Regions from separate parts of the Homo sapiens genome. Here region 1 is linked to region 2. The links are chromatin loops, found by intact Hi-C in ENCODE. Cell type or tissue: spleen. All regions are shown on one strand. Links, peaks and the distances in the headings refer to the core of each region. The heading gives the core; the rest is flanking DNA. Region 1 overlaps LINC01339 (long intergenic non-protein coding RNA 1339). Region 2 overlaps MEF2C (myocyte enhancer factor 2C).

Region 1 (6,344 bases), core at 2,468-4,967, 1.4 Mb after region 2:
ACCAAATGTGGCCCACCACTTGTCGTATATAAAACAAAATAAATATAGCCTACAAAGCCTAAAATATTTACTATCTTGTCCTCTACCAGAAAGGTTTGCTGATCTCTGAGTTGAAGAATGGCAAAGTTAGAAAGAGAATGTAAGTGTTCTAAGTATTCTTTTCTTATTATGTTGTTGGGCAAAAATATCATTTTTCAATAATATCAGTATATTTTAATGGGCCTATTTCATGATTCTGATCAGCACTTCTTAAATTTTTTAAGGATTTTTAGTTGTTTTTGTTTTGGGAGTTCCCCCAGCCCCATTTTTTAGGTCTCCTTGTTTTGCTTTTAGTTTTCCTATCAAAAGAAAGAGATAAGTCACAGGAGAAGGAATACACATCACAGTTTTCTATGATACCATCAGTGAAGCAAATTCATATCAATTGAAGAAAATTAATATCTGAGGTCAGGGGTTGGCAAACTTTTTCTACAAGGGCAAGGATATTTTTAGCTTTGCAAACCACATGCTCTCTGTCTCATCTACTCGACCCTGATGTTTAACAGAAAAGCAGCCACAAACAGTGCTTAAATAAATGGCTATGTTTGTGTACAATAAGACTTTATTTATAGAAGCAAGTGGTAGGCTGGAGTTAGCCTGCAATCGTCATTAGCCCACCCCTATTTTGGATAATGTAGGGACACACGCACAAGCAGGGAGGTAGCAGGGATGTGGCACTGCTGCTTGAGATGTTTGCAGTTGTAAATCCTATACAGAGAAGGAAGGGGAATACAATACATGAGATTCATGTCATAACAATATTTTGCCTGTTTACTACATTTTTTTATTCAGTATACTCTAAACTATTATCCAGTTTACTAATAATATCGAATTAGAGTTGAGTTAGTATACTGAAAGACCTCATAAGTTAAAATTTAGTCTTTATTATTACAACTTGAAAATCTTACCTTTTTGCAGTAGATTTAGTTCTTCAAGATATAAAAAGAGGTCATTTCAGATTTCAATAGCCCCACTAAAACAGCTACCTCCCAGCCTGAGAGTCCTGAAACAGGCTTTTTTCCCTCTGTTGTCAAACCTTCCTAAACACAGTATTCGCAGACTGTGTGGTATGTTTTCCTCCTAGTTTTCAGAATCCCTGAAGTTCTTCCAATACAAAAAAAAAGGCTTATTTTTACCAGTTGGTGGAGGATGTTCCACTTTCAAAGGGAGAGAATTTTTAATTCCCTCCATAGGGCTTCATAGCTATTGTAAACTTCATGGGCAGGCTTTCACCTGCATAGAGGACCAATTCCACATAATGCCAACCATTCTAGGGTAAAATGGATGGGGTGAGGGTGACAGTAACCCTGTACCCATTACTAGCACATAGTTAAAAGGTAATATGAAAATAGACTTTGGGGAAAATTTTATGTTTTATATTTACCTCAAAATAAATGCCTACTTAGACAAAAAATAAAATTCTTTCCACTGCTAAAAGCAAATAAATAAATTTCCCAGAGATTCAAAAATGAAAAGAATATTACCTTTGTCCCTAGGATAGATATATAGATGAATAGATTTCAGAGCATTTTAAAATGCACTGAAAAAGTAAGCAACTAATTAGCAATTAGAAATGTATAGTAACATTAATTACATAAATATAAGTGTACATATATAAGTAATTATAAAAAGCAAGGCACAAACATTATAATATTACTTTCAACCAGTTCAATCTGAAGAAAAGGAAATTTTGAAATGTTTGCTTTGAAAGCTCAGAGAATTATCCACGTGTGAAAAAATCCAAAATTGCTTCAAAGTGTAAAAATTATTCTTCTTTCCACCTACAAGTAAGTCAAAATTGCTGTGCACATTTTCATCAAAATTTCTTAAAAGAAATTATCCAGCAAGGAAAATCTTTGAAGCTATACAATAAAAACTTCAGGGACAAAAGAAAACTATTCTCAGTGCCTTCATCTATAGAGTACAAGCAAAACAAACCACCCTTTACACACAAGCACATGTGTGTGTACGTTTATTAATTGATTCAACAAAATTTTACTGAGAGTCATGTACATTAATTTGTACACAATTGTATGCATATAGGCATGTGTATTTTACATGAGTATAATCATATGTGTGAATATATCTGCAAAAGCAAAGCCAAGAGGAAGGCCTAAGGATAAAGAGCAAATATTCATGTAAAGAAACCCCCAACCACATGAAGGCACCAGAAATTATTCTATATATACAAAAATGTTGTATATAGTGATGTTAGAGATCATAATGAATATTGGAGGTGAGAACAGGATGACCTCAAGGGTATCCTTCTGGAGCATCAGAAATGTCTTTGATGGGCAATGATGGAGAGGCACCTGCTCTTAGGAGAGGACATGGAGGGAAAGGCAGAAAAGATAAACTGTGTCACATCACTGTTTAAGAGCAATGACCAAAATTGGAAATTCTTCTCTAAACTTTTTAATTAAACATTTTAAAGTAAAATTGATTATTTAAAAATACTCCTTAAGTTGTCTGGAAGGCTGCTTAAATTTGTGGTTGTTTTGGTTGTAATTAATAATAGTAATAACCACTGTTTTCACTTCTAAAGTAAGAAAAAGTAGAGGCTGGCCATTAACTTTTCTCCTTAATCTCTGGCAAGCCTATATTTCAATTGCCTTTTATAGCCAGAAATAAGGAACTAAATTAGTAATCCATATATAAGATGCTTCTCAGGTAGGTAGCAACTTACCTAGTAATACTAGGGAAAAGGATGCTCTTACCATTACTGATACACCATCATGTAGTCTCCAGGCCAGTGTGCTTGTTGAAGTTAACAGGTAGCTGCAGCCATCATAAGATTACCATTGGGAAAAATTCAACATGATATAATATTAAACAGTAATTTCTGCAGAGATAAAAACAGGTTAGTCATTATAACAGCCAGACCCTGGATTTCCAAACTAATAGATATCTGGTTTTTAATTCTGCCTTAGAAATATAATGCACACCTATTGGAAGCTTATTATTTCATAAGAGAAGTACATAGGAAAAAACTCCAGGCCCTAGGAATTGAGAAAAAGAAGTTCATTTTTTTGAAGTGGGAAGAATGTCCAGAACCTATTAGAACCTACATTCCCTCCATTGCTCTTCCCAGGAAGATCAACACTCACTTTATCAAGAGAAAATGTCTCACTGTGAAAAAACAGGGCCCATTGTGAAGCTGAAGGAGCCAAGCAGACTTGTCTGCTTAAGACCTAAAGGTCTGCCCAAGAGACAGAGCCCTGAAAAGAAGTGAACCTAGTCAGCACAGAAAGCATCTTGGCAGGAGCCATCTAACTGCAAACACCAATACCTCTATAGCTTCTCCTTTAGAAATAGTGCCAGACCAAGCCAGCTTACCTGGTCATCTTTCATTCCCAACTAGATCTGCCCAGTACCTCATGGCAGGTGATCAAAGAACACTACCATCTCGGTGTGGCCTCCCAGCCCTATACCTGCCAGGCTGCAGCCTGCCCAACGCAGGGTGGCAGGGTCAGAAGGACATTTTAAAAGGGGATGAAAATGACCTTTAATATTTTGAGCAGAATGATAACTTCTTGGCAGGTTATATTGCGATAGCACTTTGGTTACATAATGATCATCTCAATTTCACATTCATTTTAAGAAGTTTTTGCCAGAAAATAGTAATAACAATAATAATAATGGTGAAATACAGGGCTTTATTCCAGAATGTAAATCCTTGACCAATGCTTCCTCTAGAAGGATAAGCTGTGACGCTGCAGATTTCCTGGACCTACACAGTGAGCTGCCTGTTCCCAGTGACACAGAAGCCATGGCCCAGGCAGCTAGTGCATTCTGTAACCCAGCTCAATGAAAACTAAGAGTTTGGCGCCCCCTCTTCCTCACCAGAGGCTCTAATTGTAATGGCCACCCTGCTCCACCTCCACCCACTGGTCCAGCGCCAAGTTGCCTGAAACTTCCCCACACCACACACAACGTGGCTAACAAGAACCTCTGTTCCCAATACATTTGATCATCAAAATAGCACCATGTTTCCCCCAGAGAAATGCAATTTCATCTCCATTTCAAGTAGGTTGATGTGTGGTAATCAGAGGGAGACATAAATTTTGAACTTGAGCTTTATGTTGTGACTAGCATTAATTTAAGTGCCCTGCATCAAAGATCTGAGCTATTCCTCTAAACTGCTTTAAAACCCACCATGACTTTTCGTTGTTTCAGAAACCCACAGTGCAATCTGCAATGCATTATAAATTTTAAGCAAAGAATCTTATCTATATTTTCTTGTGCATTCCAAAACTCCCTAAAATACTGATCAGAGACAGTGCCCACATTCCAAGACTAGTGCCACAAGTTTGCTACAAGTTGAGGGAGGAAAAAAAATTAAAGTAACAGATGTTTGGGTTGCCTACTTCTGCTATTTTCAAAACTTCATCAACAATGCAAAGTTTTAAATTAGAAATGTACTATAGTTCTATTGTTCCCTATGGAAATTTTTAACTAAAACCAGAGTCTAGGAATTCATTTTCAAATAAATATTCCAACTTTGGTTTTAAGAGGAAAAACTATACATATATATATATCCTCTTAGAAGGAATGAAAGTTCCATCTGATGAGAAGCCCCCTCCACTCAGCACCACAGCAGGGAGTAGAATTCAATTGGTGGTAACTGCTCCCCGCTGCTCTTGCAGACTTGGTGGCTCCATGGGGTGTGCTCTCAAGGCTTCTGCTGTCCAAAGGGGAAGCTGTAGGGGATGCTCACGGCCCCACTACAGCTAGAAAATTTTGTGGGTCTGGTCCTGTCAATCCTCGGGATAGCTCCACGTGAGGTATTCTCACTCACTTCAAAGACAGGGCAGCTTCAGAAGCCCTTCCAGAAGGCTTGCCTGCATCAACTCAGCATCCATGCTGCTCATCCCCCTCCTGGTTCTGCATGCCCAGCAAGGAAAGCTATTAGCTCCCTCCTGGCCTCAAAGGAAAGAGGGAGCAGAGTCCATTGTTTGCTCTCAAATCTGCATCCCTGGTGGCTAGTGGTTCACATATTAACTTAATTCAAAAGATTAGCAACACAGGGCTTAAATTATATAGGATTCAGAAAAGTTCTGATCCAGGCTGAGAATGGAGACTGGACCAACAAGTGGAAACTCATAAAGTAGAGCCAGTTTTATTTGAATGTAAATTGATAGAAGGAAGTCAACATCTTTTGTTGGTGGTATTGTTCCTAAAATCCTTTTGTCCTGTATCAATTTCCCCATCTCTTCCACAAAACTACTCCTGACTCAACTAGCCACAGTAATCCCTCCTTTCTCTGAGCTCTTAAAAATACCTGTAGTATCTGCTGCCAACTTAGCACTTTATTATATACTTACCTGTATTAGCCTCTGTATTATATTTTTAATACTGACTCCCCAAATAGATTTTGAGTGTCTCAAGGGCAAACAGAACGTCTTACACTTACTTTCAGGACCTATCACAGGAAGAGTGAGGAAGGGGGACCCAAGAGGACCATTTGGCATAAGCCTCATATTTAAAACAGGCCTCAAATTTAGATTTTTGATGACATCTCCAAATAAGGTTATACCTCAATTTTCATAGACGTACTGGCAAGAGTTTTTAAAAGAAGCATTTCATCCAACAACTTAAAATTCATCAGTTTCTATGATGCTCTTTTGGTATTACTTATTTTAATACTCCAGAAGCCTCAAAAAATAGAAATAATTTAGTTTACCTCAGATTTTCTGTAGTGCCTGGCACTCTGTTACAAAAGATAAATGCAGAAAATGTTCCCTAATGGTCACCAGACATGCTGCAGATGGAGGGAAGAAGTACAGAACTGTTACAGCACTTGACTATAACAAAAGCAGAGTTAGAGACCCAGGGCAACTGAAAAGATTCTACGCAGACTGGCTACAGTGAGCCCCTAAAGCGGTTGTGTGTGTTTTCAGGGCCCTCTCTCCTGTACAGCTACCTTGTCTCCTTCCTGATAACAACATTAGCATCAAAAGAAGGGGTCTGTCCTCTTTGTTTGATAATGAAGCACCTCCTAAGAAGTTGAAGATAAGGCAGCTTTGTAAACCAGTGGAACTTAGAGACAATAGCTGTGCTTCACCAGGTGTGAGAGAAAGCCGAGCAGGAAACTGTCTGTGAGGTGCAGCCAAAAGATTCTAAAAAATCCAGAACTCCAATCAAGGTAGTTTCCAGAAGTGATCTCAGGGAAGCAGGACTAGCATGTGATTCTAATGTAATCCAGAATCCCATACTGTCTTTGGAGAAAGATACTGTGACACAAAGTGTGTGTGAATAGTAAAGGGAAACACAAATTAGCCATGAGTTCATTGTGTGTGTTCCCT
Region 2 (6,213 bases), core at 1-2,500:
ACTGACTGAGGGCAGATGGTGGCATGTTATGTAGGTGTTGCTGTTGCCAGCCAGTTACTGAACCAAGGTGAAGAGCGCTGGCGGTGTTAAACCCAGACAGAGATGACAGGTCTGCACTACTCAGAGAGTACTCTAGATTAAAGAATAAAACAACAAGGGAAAATATTAAATTTAGAAATTATCAAATGGTAAATAGAATAAACATTTTCAATTTCCAAAATATTCTATTAGGATTATCGTTATTATAGATATTTTTAATTTTGAGGGGAGGGGAGATAAAGCATCAGCGATAATTCTAATTTAAAAGGAATATACTATAAACCAAAAATAAGTATTCCACGAATGCTCTGAAGTAGCATAGTCCGCAATTCTAGTTTATTAGAACTACAATCTAGTATAAAGGTATGTACATATTTGATGATGTAGAAATGTTAAACAATCCTGAGAAAGTGAGCTTTTTATTACATCAAAGAAACAGCTCAATTTTCTTGAAAGTGTGTTTCTATTTTGAACTCAGGTTGCATAAATAAAACTTTCAGTCAGTTAAGAAAGAAAAATGTGGATATTCACTTTGTCTTAGTGAAGAATGGGTAATGCTGCAGTGCTGTGGACGGCGCAGGCCCTAAATAAAGCTTCCTAATAGAGTAAAAGATAACTTTTTCATCTTGATTTTCAATAAAAAGTATTTAGTGTACTAATTGCACATGACAAAGCTACTCACCGGTACCATATGTTGTTGAAATGGCTGATGGATATCCTCCCATTCCTTGTCCTGGTAAAGTAGGAGTTGCTACGGAAACCACTGGGGTAGCCAATGACTGAGCCGACTGGGAGTTATTTATCCTTTGATTCTTTTAAAATAAATAAAAAGACATTACTGATGAATTTTTTTAAAAGTTAAAAATATTAGATTTCAGTATTAGTTTTCCACATAAAGAGATAACTTGGTACAAATCTCATGAAATTAATCATTTAACATGTGTCTCTATGAACTCTGCCAACCCTATCATTTACAATCCTTCAAGAGACCAGCTGTTGCCATAGTAACCCATTACATCAGTATCTCCTAGGCAACTGAACTAGTAACAAGTACCATAGCTTTATTATGGGTAAAAACAGACTATGTTGAAAACTGATGAAATATGTATACTGTACTTCCATTGTTTCAGTTTTCATTCAAATGCAAATTAAAAAAAAATTAAAATCAACCATGGTAGTTTTTATGTTCAGTTCTACATACAGCAGAGAGCAAATGAGTAGGGGCTCATGTTATATTTTGACCAGCAGGTGGTGCTGTGACCACTTTGTTCAGATTCTTCTAAACTTCCCTCAAACTAGATGGCAAAGCAGCTAATGCGAATATTTAACTCATTACAGTAAAGAGATAAAAGATCCACCACATAAACTTAAAATCATGAGACTTTAATTCCCAGAAGAAGAAATATTTTAGTTTTATGTAATGAAAGAATATTTTTGTTTGAATTTTACTATAAATTGTCCTAAAATATTGAAAACAGAAAAAATATTGAAACAAAAAAAAAAACCTGACATTCTTTTCACCTGTGAGTGATGCCAGAAATTAATGGTATTTAAACATAATCAATGTTGACATACTGTGGTAACTTCCAATATCTTCCAATTTTATCAAAGCTACCACCTCTACCTAAAAGTAGCTTTGCACATGCCATTTGAGGGAAGCGCTCTCACCACTTACCAAAAGCAGGTCGACATCCTCAGACTGAGAGCATGCGGAAGGAGTTTTATTAATTAGTGTCCGTAAATATTTATAATTGGGCAAAATCTTTTCAACAAAAGGAAAAGCATCTTCCGATAGACACAACAGTTTAAACAGTTTTAAAACCCAGACTCCAAAGATAACTCCTTACAAAGACATTCTTTGTTTCCCTTAATGAGCTGTTTGTCTCAAATGTGAAGACAATCTACCCGGTTTTCAGCCCAGGTCAGTGTCTCAATGTTCATTATTTCATCACTTCATTTTGAAGGAAAAAAAAAGACTGTGCTTTGAAACCTCACTTGCTGGAGGAAGGGGAGCTACACACCTGGCTGCCAGAGAGGGACCTAACTGACCCATCACAGATTCCCTGGGACAGCATCAGTTTTAAGGGACCTGGAATAAATCTGTTGATAGAGATGGCCTGCCATGCACGGCCCACACTGCTTGGCTGTAGCCCTGTAGGAGGTTATATTTATTAGACCCAGTTTTTTTCTGAAGGGAATGTTGCATATTATGTGATGTTTTTGGTTGATATTCAAAATTAATCTGCACTGTGCCATAATAAACTAATCAGCTCACAGGACTGTTTTACCCTGAAGCTTGCCACAGAGCAGAGAAAGAAAAAAGAAATAAATGTGTTTGCAGAATGATCTAAATTTGTCTACCGAATCTTGGTTTTAAACGTTCTTGCTCTTAAGCAAAGCTAATTTGTAGAACACTGATGTAAGTCTCTTTGTTGTTGAATTTGGTCCCATAACATTATCTTCATCTTAGGCATGCAGACCCAGAAGAAAGAAAAATGACAGGGTCTGGGGATATAACCTCTATTTAAAATTTCTTATTTATTTATCTTCCTTAGAGGTGCTACAATTCTTTTTTGATGTAAAATATAACCTTTGTTCCTAAAATGCCTAGGATTTTAATTTGCTTTTGAGAGATAGCTATTTTCATGAAGTAAATGTATGGAAAGATGAATTGAGGCAGTGTGTAGGCATGCGATGTATTAGATATAATCATTGCAATACATCTAAGAAAGGATTTGCTAATTAACAGGAGAAAGTTCATTTAGAAATTGTGGAAAGTACTTTCTCATTGTCAGCGTGTTGAGGACATAAATATTGTAAAAATACTATGTTATAAAGTACCTCATTACCTATTATTACTCTGCTTATGGGACGTAGAGATTGACCGATGGTAGTGTCTGATTTTTTTCCAACTATAAATTGAAAGCCTTAAAAGAAAATGTTTTTCTTATCCTAGAACATCAGCCTAGTGAAGTTCACCAGATATATATATATATTTTTTTTACACGGAAAAGGGAAATGCAAACCAGTTACCAGAAATAATAGCTAAATACAAGCAAGGCTCTGTCAATGGCACTGTTATGTTAATTTTCTGGGAGAATGTTAAGTAATTCATCAAGTTAGACAAATATAAAAACAGCAAAACATATACAAAACATTATCAATATTTATTTAAAATGTAGTTTTGTATTACCACTGATGGCATCGTATTCTTGCTGCCTGGTGGAATAAGAACTCGGAGATCTGGTTTACGGTTATTCATTCCTAAATTCATTGGGGGAGGAGATTTTGCTTGCATATTCTTGTTCAAGTTACCAGGTGAGACCAGCAGACCTGGTGAGTTTCGGGGATTGCCATACCCGTTCCCTGTTAACAAAAAACAATAAAGCATTTAGGAAGAAATCTAGGTCAAATACGTTTCCGAAGAATACACAACATGAGAATAAAAACAAAAGCTTAATGGTAAGACGTACATTGCAAAACCATAGGATGACTGATTTGACCTCCATGGGACAAGTAACCCAATTAAGTATTCAATAGTCCTCTGAAGGAAGATTAAAAACTTTTTATGAGAAGAGAGCCAATATACATCAACTTGCTCAGAAGTCAGCATATACTTTTTTTCCTATCAAAAATATTCAGGAAGAAAGTCAGACAGTAGTTCAGGGTCTAAGAAAAGCACAGAACTGGTCTTGCACTTTAATTGACTAGCTTGGCGGAGGCCTGGCTGGCGTGACTCACTCTTTCAGTTCACTGGTTTGGGTTTTATTTTGTGTGTCTGTGTGTCCTTAAATGAAGAAAGGGCATACCAGCAAGACTGTAATTTCTAGGACAGGCAGGAGGAGGGGAAGCCGCTTACACATTTTGCTGTTCAGTTCCGCTTTTCTCTGAGTGAATTCTCTCTATGGTTTTTCTTCCATCTGCTTTGCCCTCCTTACTAAGTTCAGTGTACAACCCTTGCTTTCCTCCTCACACAGAACTTCAGAAAGCAAGACTCCTTCCCTGGAGCTGAAATGAAGTGATGATGCCTCCGCTAAAGTGCTGATTCACCAAGGCACAGGAATAGCCATTGAACTGGAAGACTGAAAGGGTTTTCTTAGGTCTCTGATGTTCAGTATCCTACTAACAGAAAAGTGGGTATCCCAAGGTCTGCGTTTTTCATATTTCAAAATATGACCAAGAGAGCTAGGGAGGAGTTGATTACAAATGCCAGCAGAGCTGGCATGACAGTGGACTCAGAAAGACATCTGCTGATTTCCTCCACTGCCTCTGAAGGGAGAATAAGAGAACTCAGCTACCTGATTCAACAATCCTTGCTAGAAACTAGACAGTTGTTTTCTGAAGCTTTCTAAAGGAGACAGTTAAACCTCATTGTTATTGCCATCATTACAAAACACAAGTATCTATTACCCCTGCATGAGTGAGATTGTGTGCTACCCAGTGAGGATGCAAAGACAAGGCCCCAGGCTTGAAAAGCTCTGAAATCTCTTTGTGGTAATCCAATACATACTCATGGAAAACATAAAGACCAATACAAGGCAGCGTAGGGTGAGGTGCCTGCAGAGTAATCCAGATTAAGTGTTATTGAGTTCCCGGGAGAGAAGAGGTGATCCAATAAAAGATTCACAGAAGAGGCAGGAATTGATGAGGGCCTTAAAGAAAGGCCATAGGAAGATATGTTAGGCTTGTGACTGGGCAGTAGGAAAGGGCTGAGGTAGGAGTTTAAAGAGCATGGTAAGGGGCACTGAGAGGAACCTGTTTAGAAGGGGACCCGTGAAAAGAGAGGGGTGTCAGAGGCTCTGGAGGGATGCAGGGGTTGGGCTGTGGAGATCTCAAATTCCAGGCTAAAAGTCCTTGGGTTTATATGGTGGAAATGAAAGTTTCAGAGTAGAGGTATGACACAGACCTCTAAGTGGTCAGAAAGATCTACTGGCATTGGTATACTCAGGAATTAGTAAGGCCTGCTAGTGTGGACCAGTCTGGAGACTACTTTGATGGCCTGAGATAGAGGCCATGAGGAACTGGGAAGGCAGAGCAAAGGTATATTTCAGGAGATATTTATGGGAACATCTTTAGAAGCAAAATATATTTGAGGCACACTGTATAAAGCAGATTTGTTCTTCATATCCCATTCATTTACCTGTCTCATTTTATGCATGAATAAACAGGCTGAATATATAACAAATAACTACAAGATTAAGTCTGTCAATTGGATTATGAATAAAATTATCCCAGTTCCTGGGGCAAAAAAACAAAAATAAAGCAAACTGGACACCCCCAAAACGTGTGTTAAGTGACAGGACTCACTTAAGAAATGTTGGTTGAATCTGAATATCAATTCCCTTCTATAAGAAAACTTCTGGAATATTAGCCAAATTCTCTAAAGCTAGATAAATATGACAAACCCCCAAATTTTCTTTACAGTAAATTCGAACAGTATTCCATGGCAAAAGCTGTTACATAAAACAATGCATTTACTTCCTCTCACTAGAAGAAAAAAACAAACAAAAGAGAGTATGTTCACTTAAAAAAAAAAAGCTTGACAAAATGGAGTGCTTAGAGGAGTTTTATATTTAATATGTCATCCTGAATCATTATTGTGAATATGTTATGAACTTAGTTTGAATTAATAGATTCTACGGGATAAAAAGAGAATAAGAACATCAAGGTCAATTCTGCTCTATACTTTGCTGTCAGCTGAAGGTCAGATGGACACACTGAAGACATATGTCACTTATCTATTAAGCCTGTGTGAGATCTGGTTTATATAAACAATCAAATGGAAAATTAGCTGGGTAATTTCAAAAGAAGGGGGAGAAAAAAGTCTGTTAAGCAGTGCAATGAAGCTTGAATAGATCAGAAGAAACTAAAACCCCAGCTCGGTAGATGCCGATACTGGTTTGCATGGAGGAGTTATTTTGCTAAAAGGAAGTAAAACCGCTTCGTGAAATGTGTTGTCCTGTGATATGACAAGCACTGGGCCAGTGTGCGAAAATGGAAATGCTTCACGGAGGCCTTGAGAAAAGTTTGTTTTTTTTTTTTTTTTTTTTTTTTTTTTTTTTTAGCATTTTCTACAGTAAACTCTCTGAGAAATTCCAACAAAGCCTATGTCTTTTTGCCCACATTTTAAACAGTGATTCAGGGCAGCAGTAGGGGAAAAAAAAGTAAATATAC

What was found. A loop is a pair of places that touch in the nucleus more often than their neighbours do. Peaks named below come from ENCODE experiments on the same cell type or tissue, not always from the same donor. Only the 100,000 strongest peaks of a DNase experiment are listed, where the experiment ranks them.
Region 1: a loop joins it to region 2, with 5 times the contacts of the local background. A loop is called at or near these places in 7 of 110 quality-filtered maps.

The regions. Positions count from the first base shown.
Region 1 is chr5:90,157,773-90,164,116 of GRCh38, forward strand. LINC01339 (long intergenic non-protein coding RNA 1339) reads right to left here. Exons shown (of 6, transcript NR_120601.1): 5 at 2,757-2,817; 6 at 567-747. Among named protein-coding and RNA genes, the nearest start is that of LINC01339, 130 kb to the right of the region's middle. In spleen, for the core only: a CTCF peak has its summit at 3,858; a DNase peak (open chromatin) is centred at 3,857.
Region 2 is chr5:88,728,497-88,734,709 of GRCh38, forward strand. It overlaps MEF2C (myocyte enhancer factor 2C), which reads right to left. Exons shown (of 11, transcript NM_002397.5): 7 at 3,233-3,405; 8 at 1,715-1,738; 9 at 722-851; 10 at 1-132. Among named protein-coding and RNA genes, the nearest start is that of GSCAR, 34 kb to the left of the region's middle. RefSeq lists enhancers at 3,657-3,706, 3,827-4,106. In spleen, for the core only: a CTCF peak has its summit at 1,255 (motif pointing right); no DNase peak of the experiment used is centred there; H3K27ac peaks cover 857 bases.